2 separate regions of the Homo sapiens genome follow, and region 1 is linked to region 2. Evidence: read pairs that join two places in POLR2A ChIA-PET (ENCODE). Cell type or tissue: A673. All regions are shown on one strand. Links, peaks and the distances in the headings refer to the core of each region. The heading gives the core; the rest is flanking DNA.

What was found. ChIA-PET counts read pairs that join two places held together with the same protein. Peaks named below come from ENCODE experiments on the same cell type or tissue, not always from the same donor. Only the 100,000 strongest peaks of a DNase experiment are listed, where the experiment ranks them.
Region 1: POLR2A ChIA-PET joins it to region 2 with 7 read pairs; 1 of 35 experiments calls an interaction of 5 or more read pairs at or near these places.

Annotation. Positions count from the first base shown.
Region 1 is chr2:71,558,860-71,562,859 of GRCh38, forward strand. DYSF (dysferlin) reads left to right here. Exons shown (of 56, transcript NM_001130987.2): 23 at 2,893-3,085. Among named protein-coding and RNA genes, the nearest start is that of DYSF, 94 kb to the left of the region's middle. RefSeq lists an enhancer at 1,264-1,791. In A673, for the core only: no CTCF peak of the experiment used is centred there; a DNase peak (open chromatin) is centred at 1,842.
Region 2 is chr2:72,774,827-72,785,329 of GRCh38, forward strand. All of the region lies in intron 1 of EXOC6B (exocyst complex component 6B), which reads right to left. Among named protein-coding and RNA genes, the nearest start is that of EXOC6B, 46 kb to the right of the region's middle. In A673, for the core only: no CTCF peak of the experiment used is centred there; a DNase peak (open chromatin) is centred at 5,775; H3K27ac peaks cover 1,526 bases.

The DNA.
Region 1 (4,000 bases), core at 1-4,000, 1.2 Mb before region 2:
CACCTGAGGCCACTGAGTGGCCCAGCACCTCAGCTAGAGGGCTTCCTCCACCTCTCACTGCAGTGCTGAGCACCATCACAGCTGATAGGCAGAGCAGCCGGGCATGGGGGCCCTGAGCGAACTCAGGCCCATAGCTGAACACAGCAGCTCACCCTTTCTCCAGTCAGCCTGGCCCACTTCTCCAGCATCGGTGTTCCTCATTCCATCTCAGCCCTTTTCCCGGCTCATCTTCCGGGAGCCTCCCCCTTCCCCAGGGCTGGTGGTGTCCACTCTGTTCCTCCAGCCCAGCCCTCTTCTCTGATCTCTAGACCTATGAACCCAAGGTGCTGGACATGTCCACGTGGATGTCCCACCAGCACCTCCGTGCTGCGTCTGGGGCTACACATGTTGCAGACAGGTTTCATCACCTCCCAGCACTGTCTTTTCCTGGGTCCCCAGAATCCACGCTGGAAACCTGAGCCAGCTCTGACTGCCCTCCTCCTCTTTTCTCTGCCCCAGCCCTGGTGGCTCTGCCTCACCCATGTCCTTCCTCCTTCCTTCCTCTCCCACCCCTCCTTTAGTATCCCCATCGTCTTCAAGCTGTGTCATGCCTGCCTCCATGTCAGCCCTGCAGTGGCTGCTGCTGCATCCAGGAAAAGCCCCTGCTCTCATCCTGGTGGACAGGCCTTTCTGTCCCCACCACCTGCCTCACGGAGCCCTAACGCTTCTGAAGCTCTGCGCTAGTTTGTCCGGCCCTCAGCACCCCCACCCCTACAGGCTCCCCCTTGCCTCTGTGTCTTTGCACTTGTGCACATGCTGCTCCATCAGCCAGGACGCCCTTCCCACTCTTTGGGCCTTACTAACGCCTGCTGGCCCTGCCAGGTGCAGCTCAGGGCCACTTCCTCCAGGAAGGGCTCCTGACTCTGAGGCTGCTCAGGTGGGGATCTGTTTGCGTCTCTGTTCTGCGGACTTCCTGAGAGCAGGGCCAGGTCTCATCTCTGGAGGCAGCATCCAGTCCAAGCCCAGGGCAGAGCTGTTGCTCACTAGGAGTGAAATGAATGCCCCGAGGCCAGTTCATCTTTCAGGCCGGACACTGCCCAGGGTACAGGTATCCACCTGGCCCCGCAGAGGCAGGCAGGGACCTTGGGAGCAGCCCAGCCCACTCTGCTCTCAGCCTGCTGAGCCCTGCGCTGGGCCTACCTGCAATTTCCAAGTCAGCCGGCGTTGGCGGGGCCCCTGGCTTTGCTTAGGGCTGGGTGGAGCGCCATCAGCCTCCTCTTCCCGGTCTCCCCTTCTTTCCGTACCCCCTGCCTTGGGCTTTCCTGAGGAGGGAAAGAGCCGAGACAGCACGGAGACAGCTTGTTAGTGGCACTCACAGGTCCTAAATGTTTCTTGGGGAGTCTTGGCTGGGCTGTGGCCTCCATGAAAATCTCCCTTTGGTGGTCTGTACTGCAGCCCCTCCCGGCTCCCGACCCGGGCTGGGCGCATAAATCACCCTGGTTGGCTCGGCTCTCCCTATCCCTCTCCAGACCCGCTTGCCCCCGCTCTCAGGCCCACTCAGGCCTGGTTCCCAGGCAGGCCCCCGCCCCGCTACCCACCGAGCATGCCCCTCCACCACCGAGGAGCGGCCTGGGGCAGCCCATCCGCGGCACCCTCGGGGCAGTAAATATTATATTACTACAGGGTGTGCAGTACGTGACCTGAGACAGGCCCCGGGGCTTAAGTTTCCCGAGATGGAGTTTGCGTACTGCTCCCCCCATCCTAAAAATTCAATTAAAAAAAATAACAGGAAAAATGTAGTGCGCCGAGGGCCTGCCAGAGCGGTGTATCTGGCGGCGGCGGTGCCGCTGCGCTCCGGCGGTAATTGGTTCTGCATAGCTCGGGGAAATTGGCAGAAAAATAAATCAGCCGGGAGCCGGGAGTCAGACGCTGCAGGGAGGGGAGGTGGGGGGTGCTGCAAGTGGTGGGAGCAGACCTGGTGGAGCGGGTTTGACTAATGTCCTGTTTGGGAGTCAAGGGGGTGAGGTGGGGGCAGGGCAGCCCCCATACCCTCAGTGGAGAATGGAAAATGGAGAGGAGTCCCGCTTGGTTAGGGAGTGCACAGACTGCCCCGCCGCATTTCTGCATGGCCCTTGTGTGGGTACCGACCCCTGGCCTTGGAATGGCGAGGAGGAGCCATATGAAGGACTTTCAGGGCGCCTCCGTGGGATGGGGGAGGTCAGAGTTCTTTGCCTCTAAACAGGATTGAGCTTAAACCTGACCTCCTGTCTCTCAGGGCTCAGGGCTGTGTTTCTGGCATTGCATGTACCCCCCACCTCCTCTCCAAAGGCTTCCCAAAGCAGAGTGTTCTGGGAAGGGTTCTGTTGTGGCTCCCCACCCCACCTCAGGTGGATACATCTGAGCTGCTGGCCTCCCTGCAGTGCCTGCAGTAGCTCTTCAGGGGTTCCTAAATTTCTTCCTTGAAGAATGTGGACACAGCACAGAGCAGACTTGTTTCAGTGCAGGGCACTCAGCGCTGGAGCCTCTACTCTAGGAGGATCCAGGAGGCAGGAGCAGGACCCCCTGGGCCCTCCGAGAGCCTGTAGTCAGTGGGGCAGAGGGGAACACACATGCAAAAGAACTCACTGGACTGGAGTTGAGGACAGATTCCAAACTGGCAGTCCTGGAATCGAGGGCTGGGGGCTCCAGATCAGGAGGCGCGTAGGCTGACATGGGTGAGGAAGGCTTCCTGGAGGAGGTGAGGGTGGAGCACATCACATAGAGATGGCTGTGTGTGTGGAGCGGGCTGGAGAAGGCACCCAGCAGGCAGGCGGAGGGGGTGGGGCCTGCTGTGAGAACCTGGCACATGTGCATGCCTGGACCTGGGAGAGCCCTGGGCTCATCAGGCGCATTCCATCTGTCCGTCCCTCACAGCCAGCCTCTGGGTGACATCCATGAGACACCCTCTGCCACCCACCTGGACCAGTACCTGTACCAGCTGCGCACCCATCACCTGAGCCAAATCACTGAGGCTGCCCTGGCCCTGAAGCTCGGCCACAGTGAGCTCCCTGCAGCTCTGGAGCAGGCGGAGGACTGGCTCCTGCGTCTGCGTGCCCTGGCAGAGGAGGTAATTAAGCCTGGGGGTGCCTTTCTTCTTCTGCTCTCCTGCTGCCTGGAACATCAGAACTGGCAGGGACAAGGCGAATGTCTGGATTATTACCCACCCCGGTTCCATTGCTGGGTGACCTTGGGCAGGTGACTTAACCTCTCTGAACCTCAATGGACCAATTTGCAGAAGGAAGAGAGAGGGTACGATGGAATACTGGGTGTTATGGGGCCCAGCACAGAGCCTGGCACACAATAGGTAACTAATAAATGCCCTCTGTTTGCCAAAGTATGTCAGAGACAGAGCTGGGACCAGAATCCAAGGTACCTGGTTCTAGGTTCAGTGCCAGGGCCAGCTTCCCCAGGTTCCCGACTCCTACTTCCTGCCAGCCAGTGCCTGTCTGCACCTGGCCAACAACCTGCCCTGCCTGGACCCTCTGTTTCCTGTTGTCCTGGATGCCTCTGAACCCCAGGCCCAAGGAGGCTTCATTTTCAGTAACTCTGAGTTTTGCTGAATCTGATCAGAGAGAACCGGCTCTGGTTTGTCTTTGGGGAACTATTTCCCCACCTGCAGACCCTCCCCCTGAGGTCTCTGTGGCCAGATGCACCCACCCGGTTCTGTGGCAAATAGGCAGGTCCGGTATTTGTCTGGAATGAGAAGCGTCTGCTCATAAGTGTTGGGCAGACACAGCTGCTGCCTGCTCTGACCAGAGCCCTGTGGGACTCCCAGGGAGGAGGTAGGGGCTCTCCCCAGGAGTGTGAGAAGGGCAGGGCCAGGAGAGCGGTTGCTGGAGGAAGCTGTGGAAGGGGAGAGGGAGGCTGCTCAGGAAGGGATGTGGGTCCCTGGAGTCAGCAGGGCCTATAGGCACAGGCTGGTTCCCTGGTGGACACTGTGTCGCTCAGCTGTGGACCAACTCCTCACAGTGGCAGCAGACCA
Region 2 (10,503 bases), core at 3,403-7,402:
AGTCACAAACTAAGTGCCCAGATGTCCCAGATTTTTGCCCAGCCAACTACAAATTCAAGTGTTGCCATGATGCCTCCCCTCCCTACCAGGTTCAATAATTTACTAGAATAATATAGAACTCAGTTAAGCACTTTGCTTACTTACTCTTACTGATTTACTATTGAAGGTATAACTCAGGAGAATCCAAATGGAAGAGGTGCATAGGGAGAGTTATGAGAAAGAGGGGGATGCAAGGAGCTTCCATGTCCCCTTCAGACATGCCACCTTCCCAGCAACTCAATGTGTTCACCAACCTGGAAGCTCTCTGAAACTCCTTATTGTTTAGGAGTTGTTAAGAAGGTTTAATTACATGGGTATGATTGATCAAATCACTGGCCATTGGTGATTGGGGCTCTCTCCCCTCCCTGGAGGTTGGGGGAAGAAGTTGAGTATTCCAACCCTCTAATCAAGGCTTGGTCTTTCTGGCAACTAGCCCCTCCCTCTCCTAAAGCTATCTAGGGCCTCATCAAGAATTATCTCATTAGCATAAACTCAGGTATGGTTGAAAGGAGCTTCTTATGAATAACAAAACATAAACCTATGGCCTTCTCACTTGAGAAATTCCATGCAGTTTAGGAATTCTGTGCCAGAAGTCAGGGTCAAAGACCAAATGCAATTTATTATTATGCCACAGTCCAAAACAAGAAACAGCCCAGGTGTTCAACAGGTAAATGTGGTATAACAATATCATGGAGTACTATTCAGCAAAAAAAGGAATAAACAATTTATGCTCACAACAACAAATGAATCCCCAGAGAATTATGCTGAGATGCTGAGAAAAAGAAAAAAAAATACCAAAAGGTTGTAACATATGACCTCATTTATACAGCAATTTTGTAATGACGGAACTTTAACAATGGAGACAGTGGTTGGCAGAATTAGTGATGGGGAAACAGGGAAGTGGATATGATTATAAAAAGGTACCATAGCAATCATTACAGTGATGAAACAATTCGATATATTGACTGTGGTGGTGAATACACATACCTACATGAGATAAAATTGTACAGGACTAAATATATACACACAAATGCCTATAGTAAAACCATAGAAAACTGAATAATGTAGGTGAATTATATCAATGTCAATATCCTGGTTTGATATTATAGCATTGTTTTGCAAGATGTTACTGAGGGGAATTAAGTAAAGGGTACATGGAGTCTCTCTCTAATTTCTTATAAATTGCATCACTATAGAGCAGGCAATAAAAACATATAGAGATAAATACACATACACACACACATATATACATATACCCTTACATATGTAATTTCTTATAACTGTATGTGAAACTGCAATTATCTCAACAAAAATTTCAATTAAGAAACCAATACTACATATCTAAAAGGAATTCAGAATAATATTTTTATACTTTTAAGGTAATGAAGGCCCTTCTAAGCAAGATATCAAATTCAGAAGCCACAAAGAAAAAGACTGGTCGATTTTACTAAATAAAATGTTAACCTTCTGGCCAGGAGAGGTGGCTCACGCCTATAATCCCAGCACTTTGGGAGGCCAAGACGGGCATACTGTTTTAGCTCAGGAATTCGAGACTAGCCTGGGCAACATGGAGAAACCTCATCTCTACAAACAATACAAAAATTAGCCAGGCATGGGGGCACACACCTGTAGTCCCAGCTACTCATGAGGCTGAGATGGGAGGATCACTTGAGCCCCAGAGGTGGAGGTTGCAGTGAGCTGAGATCGTGCCATGCCACTGCACTCCAGCCTGGGTGAGACAGCCAGGTCTCAAAAAAAAAAAAGTTAAGTTTCTGTATAAGAATTTGCAATATGAATTAGGTGAAAAAATAGACAACAAAATGGGGAGATGTATTTATAAAAGTTAATACAAGATGAATATCTGGGACATAATACATATATAACATACAATATATAACAGTAGTTCCAAAAGGAAAGGAGAGAAAGAGAAAGAAGTTGGAAGAATATTTGAAGACATAATGACCAAAAATTTCCTAAATCTGATGAAGAATATGAATATATACTTCCAGGAAGTTCAACAAACTCCAAGTAGAATAAACTCACAAACATCCACACCAAGGCACATTATAATCAAACTGTCAAAATACAAGACAGGCCGGGAGCAGTGGATCCTGTCTGTAATGCTAGCACTTTGGGAGGCTGAGGTGGTAGGACCACCTGAGGTCAGGAGTTCAAGACCAGCCTGGGCAACATGTTGAAACCCCATCTCTAATAAAAATACAAAAATCAGCCAGGCGTGGTGGCACATGCCTGTAATCCCAGCTACTTGGGAGGCTAAGGCAGGAGAATCGCTTGAACCTGGGAGGCAGAGGTTGCAGTGAGCCAAGATCCTCATGCCACTGCACTCCAGCCTGGGCAACAGAGCGAGACTCTGTCTCAAAAAAAGAAAAACAGACTCTTGAGATTCTTGAAAGCAACAAGAGAGAAGCAACTCATTGTGTATTAAGGATCCTCAATAAGATGAACAGCAAATTTCTCATCAGAAACCATGGAGGCTAGAAGACAGTGAGATAACATATTTAAAATGTTATTTTAAATATTTTTTATTTAAATTTTTTAAATGTTGAAAGGAAAAAAACATTGAGCAAAAATTCATTACCTGGCAAAACTATCCTCTGAAATGAAAAAGAAATTAAGATATCCCCAGATAAACAAAAACTGAGAGACTCTGTCACTAGTAAACCTGACCTTTAGGAAGCACTAAAGCAAGTCCCTCAGGCTGGAAAGAAAAAACACTAAATGGTAACTCAAATCTATACAAAGAAATAAAGAAAACTGTTAAAGGATAACTGCATAGGTAAATACAAAAGTCAGTATTATTGAATTTTTCATTCGTACCTCCTCCTTTTTCCTATATGATTTAAAAGACTGCAAAAAACAATACATATCTCTGTTGATGAGCATACATTGTATAAAGATGTAATTTATAATGACAACAAAAAGGACAAATGGAGCTATATAGTAACAAAGATTTTGTATACTATTGAAACTAAATTGGTATCAAACCAGATATTCATAAATTAAGATGTTAATTGTAACCCCCAGAAAAATCACAAAGAAAATAAGTTAAAATTTATAGTTTATAAATGAATGAATCAAATTGGTACACTAGAAAATACCTATCTAACACAAAATAAGGCAGCAATGGAGAAACCAAGGAACAAAAAATACAGAAGACACACAAAATAAATAGCAAAATGGCAAAAGTAAGTCATTCCTTATCAGTAATTACAATGAATGAAAATGGACTAAACTCTCCAATTAAAAGGCAGAGATTGACATGATAAGCTGTTTTGCTGTCATTTGTTTGTTTTCTTTGACATGATGGACTTTTTAAAAATAGTAACAACATGATCCAACTGTAAGCCATGTATAAAACACTCACTTTAGATCCCAAGATAGAAATAGGTTGGAAGTGAAAGGATGGAAAAAGATATTCTAAGCAAACAATAACCAAAAGATTAACTGAACAAACCAAAGGAGAGCTAAAACTAAACAAAACAAGCTTCAAGACAAAAATAGCTGCAAGAAAAAAGGGACATTATTATTTCTATTTTAGAGGTTCAGAAAACTAGTACTCAAACTCTATTCTGCATACTGCTCCTTCTAGAATAATGTACTGTTTACAATAGAAACAGAATTAACTCTTTGGTGCCTGCATAGGTAGGAACAAATGTGCTGTATACTAGTTACCAAAAAAGTACCATTTCATACACTGGTGAGGAGGCCCTGGTTAATGTTTAGCCTATTTGTGCCAAACAGTTATCCTTTCAGTTCAGGAAAGGGATGTACTAATCTGACAAACACATTCAAGCGAAGGACTACAAATCATGACTAAGATTTGCTATTAGTCATCTCCCATTCTTTCTAAAGACTTCACTCCTTTGGGGTAAAGACTATCATACACAAGTAAAGTTTTTCCCAAAATGTCATGTTTCAGAGGAAAGTTAAGATCACCGAGTTCCAAAATTCGTTTTCTTCAGGGTTATTAATTTTCTAAAAATATAATAGAGCAAACAAATATATTAGTTTTTTTAAAAAAGCAGGATACAACATAACACATGCATGTACCTGTCTGTATGTTAATACAATATTAACATATACAGTGAATATGTCCATATATAGTATGTATAGTATAACATAAATATTACAGTATTTATAAAAACAATAGCTCATGTTTCTTCCATGTTTACTTCTTATAAAGGACTGTTCTAAACATTTTTCACTTATCATCTTGCTAAACCCCAAAACTACACCCATGATACAGGGTGACAGTATTACCTTCATTGTATAAAGAAACTGAATCACAGGCAAGATAAATTGTTTGCCCAAGTTACAAAGCTAGTGAGTAGAGCCATGATTACAGTGAAAGTATAAAAACTCAGAATCCCACACTCATCCATTTCTCTATCTGCCACTGTATTATAAGCATATATATATTATATTATATAAATGTACATATTATAACTTGCTGTCCCCATACAAAATATATATAACATTATGTAACATCATAAATACATTTGTTATACATACACAAATTTTATATATATACACGTGTGCATGTGTGTTTCAACAACATAGAAAACATGTTCAAAATGTAAAAAAAATTATCAAGCAAATATGCTAAAATAATAAGTTTATGAATAGTTTTGCTCCGCTTTAAGTTTTTCTAACTATTGCCATATTTACATCAATAAGCATTATAGTGGCAACTATTTTGGTCAGACCCCAAGCCCCATGCCAATGCTCTCTGGCAAAAGACCACACACTCCACACCCCACAGCCATAAAATTAAACATGGGACTAAGTTTGGGCCAAGCATAACATCCCAGGTCCCAGAACACATAAGAATTAGACTATTGTCTAAGGGGTGGGGAATCAGATCATTTTCCTAAGATTATAATAACTGAAGCTGACAAAAAAAAGAAAGTCCTTTTCCTCTTTGGTCTCAGAGATACAATAGATGCCTAAAGTTGCTGGTGTATGCCCGTTGCTTCATGGGAAAAGTCCATTTTAGTACAAGATGAAGACAACGGAGGGAGAGAAGACACAGAGGTGGGAGGAAAGAGGCAAGTCTGAAAAAGAGAAGAGACCTTCTGGTCAATACAAAAGTCCTTTCTTACAGTCTGACCTAATACCAACTTCACCCTATGTTTTCAGATGCTTGGTATAACTTAAACTTTTTTGTTTAAGTTAATTCACACTGAGTTTCTGTCACTTGCAACCAAAGAGTCCCAACCATTACATGTATTATTTTCATAATCTGGAAAAAAAGGCAAAGAAACAATTCTATGCTGCTTATATCTTTTTAAAAATGATCTGCATAACATTTTGTATTATTAACATATAAACTCCAAAAGAAAAGAAATATAGCTTACTAAACAATAAAAACATACCTACAATACAATGAATTTTCTAAATTTCCAAATGCCCTTATGACAATAAAATCAAAACAAGAAATCATTCCTCTCAGCAGAGCAAAACAGGACTAAAAGAACAAGCTCTAACACTTTATAAAATAACCTGATTATACAAAGATTTTTTCAGCATTTTTTGTTGTTATTGTTCTATTTTTTCCTTCTATTTATCTTCAGAACAGTATAGGTAGAACAAAACTGCATTGAAAAACCTGAAGTATTCTGTGCCCTAAAATATTTTATCTAAATCTTGAAGAGTTGCTATGTACTCTTAGCTGCATTCATGTAACTTGGCAAGCTGTCAAAGGTTTCCTTCAATTCACACTACACACGGCAGATTAGGCAACAGGACATGGAGTAGAACCTAATTCTAAAGTGACTGTTTTTCATTTTAAAATACTACCTTAGGCTATCTGACACCAAATTTCATTGAGTAGATGACAGTATATGATATGCTTGCTTTATCTAAAAAAGAGGAAGTCAGAGTAAATAAAGAATTCAACAGCAGCTATACCAATTCCCTTTACAATGGTATTTCCTCCCCGTGTAATGGCTCAAATTACAGAAAATCTGAGGTTGCTATTAAGCATTAAAAAGGATAAGAAAGTCCTTGTTAGGTTGTTTTTGTAATTGTTACACTAAGGAAAAAAAAACTTTTAAATTGGGTTTTCAGGGGTTTTTATTTTTATTTTGTGCTTACAAGTGATCAAATTCCTAACTAAATTACTACTCCCAATGCTCCTATTAATATAACCATTGGTAGATTAATCTTTCTGTCATAAAGTTCTGGCCATGCTATTCTTCTGTCCCTTGAAAAAGATACCAAGTCCTGAATCCATATTGAAGATTCTAAATAAAATCTAAATTTCTGAGCTCAACAGTCTAGTACTTTCCCAATCTTACCCTAACATTTCTATCCATTTTTTCTTCATACTGTTCCTCTACACAAGGTTTTCTCCTCTCTAAGCAAACCGATTTTTTTTAATCCTATAAACAGTCTAATTGCCAGGATAGACTAGATTATGCTACTATAACAACCAACCTCAAAATTTCAGTGGCTTAAAACAATAAAGATTTCTTTCTGGCTGATGATATGAGTCCATTGTGGGTCAGCAGGAGGCTCTCCTCTACAATGTCCTTACTCTGAGAAGCAGCCAATTATCTAGAGTCAGTAAGCTTTTTCTGTAAATAGCCACAAAGTAAATATTTTCAGCTTTATGGGACATATGGCATCTATCACAACAATTCAATTTTGCTGTTGTAGTGCAAAAGCCACCATAGACAATAAACAAATGAGTATGGCTATGTTTCAATAAAATTGCATTGACAAAAATTGGCAACAGATCGCATGTGGCCTGCATGCCAGTTAGCCAGAGCACTGCAGGTCACTGTGACAGAGGAAAAGCACAGTGAGGAAATAATAGACTCTTAAAACTTCTACTTGGAAGTGACTCATACGACTTAAACTCATATATGATTGGTCAAAACAAATCACATGGCCACAACTAACTTCCAAGGAGAAAGGACATGCAATCATACGTACCTGGAAGGGAAAAAGAAATATTGAGTATATAGGCCAGGCGCAGTGGTTCGCACTTGTAATCCCAGAACTTTGGGAGGCCGAGGTGGGAGGATCATTTGAGGTCAGGAGTTTGAGACAAGCCTGGCCAACATGGTGAAACCCCATCTCTACTAAAAATACAAAAAATTAGCTGTGCATGGTGGTGAGCACCTGTAATCCCAGCTACTCAAGAAGCTGAGGTAGGAGAATCACTTGAACCCGGGAAACAGAGGTTGCACTGAGCTGAGATCAAACCACTGCACTCCAGCCTGGGCAACAGAGCGAGACTCACTCTCAAAAAAAAAAAAAAAAGAAAAGAAAAGAAAAGAAATATTGAGTATATCATCCTAACAACATCACAAAGTATATTTTCTTGACCGTTTCTTGTTTCTTCCCTACTATTATAGAATGCCTAAATCTCCTTTATCTACAAATCCAAATCCTAGCCATTCCTCAAAACTCAGTTCAAATATCACCATCTCCAAGGATTCTGCATCTCATAATTTCTTTTTGGCTTAGATTTACCTTTTCTTTTTTATTTTTTAAAATTATTTTATTGATACAAAATTTATGCATCTTTGTGGGAAAATGTGTGATATTTTGTTACACGTATAGACTGTGTAATGATTAAGTCAGGATACTTAAGGTGTCCATCACCTCAAGCATTAATCATTCCCATATGTTGGGAAAATTTCAAGTCCTCTGTTCTAGCTATTTTGAAACAGACAAAACACAATTGTTAACTATAATCACCCTACTCTGCTATAGAACATTAAAACTTATTCCTTCTAACTGTGTATCGGTACCCATTAACCAGCTTCTTTTTATTCCCTCCCACACACCCACCCTCCCACTCCTCTGGTATCTATCATTCTATTCTCTACCTCCAGATTAATGTTCTCAGTTCCCACATATGAGTGACAACATGTGGTATTTTTCTTTCTGGGCCTGGGCTTAATTCACTCAACAAAATGACATCCAGTTCCATCCACCTTGCTGCAAATGACATGATTTCATTCTCTTCTGCAGCCGAACAGTATTCCATTGTGTATACCTCGTTTTCTTTATCCATTCATCCATTGATATGCACTTAGGTTGATTCTGTAGCTTTGCTATGTTTTTTGCCCTGCAAAACAGCATGGAAGTGCAGTTATCCCTCTGATATACTGGCTTCTTTTCCTTCCAATAAATACACTGTAGTGAGACTGCTGGATCACATGATAGTTCTATTTTTGAGAAACCTCCATACTGTTTTCCATAGTGACTGTACTAACTTACATTCCCAAGAAAGTGTATAAAAGCTCCCTTTACTCCATACCCTTTCCAATATCTGTTTGTTGGGGTTTTTTTTTTTTGTCTTTTTAATAATAGCCATTCTAACTAGGGTAAAATATATCCATGGTTTTGATTGCATTTCTCTGATTAGTGGTGTTGAGCATTTTTAATATACCTGTTGGTCACTTCTTTTTCTTTTCTTTTTTTTTTTTTTTTTTTTTTTTGAGATGGAGTCTCGCTCTGTCGCCCAGGCTGGAGTGCAGTGGCGCAATCTCAACTCACTGCAACCTCCGCCTCCCGAGTTCAAGTGATCCTCCTGCCTCAGCCTCCTGAGTAGCTGGGATTACAGGCTGGGCCACCATGCCCAGCTAATTTTTGTATTTTTAGTAGAGATGGGGTTTCACCATGTTGGTCAGGCTGGTCTCAAACTCCTGACCTCGTGATCTGCCCACCTCAGCCTCCCAAAGTGCTGAGATTACAGGAGTGAGCCACCACACCCAGCCCCTGTTGGTCATTTCTATGTCTCCTTTTGAGAAATGTCTATCCATGTCCTTTGCCCACTTTTTAATGAGAATAAATGTGGAGATTTTTTTCCTGTTGTTTGGATTCTTCGTATAGTCTGGATATTATCCCTTATTGGATGAAGAGTTGCAAATATTTTCTCCCACTCAACAGGCTGTCTCTTCACTGCTGACCATTTCCTTTGCTGTGCAGAAGCTTCTTAGTTTAGTATATTCCCATTTGTCTATTTTTTGTTTTGTTACCTGTGCTTTGAGATCTTAGCCATAAAATCTTTGCTTAGACCAATGTTCTGGAGTGTTTCCTCTATGTTTTCTTCCAGTTGCTTTATAGTTTCAGGTCTTATGTTTAATGTTTATGTTAAATCCTTCTTGAGTTCATTTTTGTAAACGGTGAGGGGGTCCAGTTTCATTCTTCTGCACATGGATATCCAGTGTTCCCAGCACTATTGATTAAAGAGGATATCCTTTCCCCAATGTATGCTTTGGGTGCCTTTGTCAAAAATCAGTTAGCTGTAAGTAGGTGGATTTATTTCTGGTTCTGAATTCTTCTCCATTGGTCTATGTGTCTATTTTTATACCAATACCATGCTGTTCTGGTTACTATTGCCTAGTAATATATTTTAAAATCAGGCTGTGTGATGCCTCTTGCTTTGTTCTTTTTGTTCAGAATCAATTTGACTATTCAGGTTCTTTTTTGGTTCCACATGAATTTCAGAATTGTTTTTTCTATTTATATGAAAAATGACATTGATACTTTGATAAGGATTGCATTGAATCTGTAGATTGTTTTGGGTAGTGTATTAGTCCATTTTTACACAGCTGATAATGACATACCCAAGACTTGGAAGGAAAAGAGGTTTAATTGGACTTACAGTTCCACATGGCTGGGGAGGCCTCAAAATCAAGGTGGGAGGTGAAGGGCACTTCTTATATGGTGGCGGCAAGAGAAAATGAGGAAGAAGCAAAAGCGGAAACCCCTGATAAACCCATCACATCTCGTGAGACTTATTCACTATCATGAGAATAGCACAGGAAAGACCATACACCATGATTCAATTACCTCCTCCTGGGTTCCTCCCACAACACGTGGGAATTCTGGGAGATACAACTGAAGTTGAGATTTGGGTGGGGACACAGCCAAACCATATCATTCCACCCCTGGCCCCTCTAAATCTCATGTCCTCATATTTCAAAACCAATTATTCCTTCCCAACAGTCCCCCAAAGTCTCTACTCATTTCAGCATTAACCCAAAAGTCCACAGTCCAAAGTCTCATCTGAGACAAGGCAACACCCTCCCACCTATGAGCCTGTAAAATCAAAAGCAAGTTAGTTACTTCCTAGATACAATGGGGATACAGGTATTGGGTAAATGCAGCCATTCCAAATGGGAGAAATTGGCCAAAACAAAGGGGTTACAGGGTCCATGCAAGTCCAAAATCCAGGGGGCAGTCAAATTTTAAAGCTCCAAAATTATCTCCTTTGACTCCAGGTCTCACATCCAAGTCACACTGATGTGAAAGGTAGGTTCCCACAGTCTTGGACAGCTCTGCCCCTGTGGCTTTGCAGGGTACAGCCTCCCTCTCAGCTGCTTTCATGGGCTAGCATTGAGTGTCTGCAGCTTGTCTGCAGCTTTTCCAGGCACACAGTGCAAGCTGTCAGTGGATCTATCATTCTGGGGTCTGGAGGAC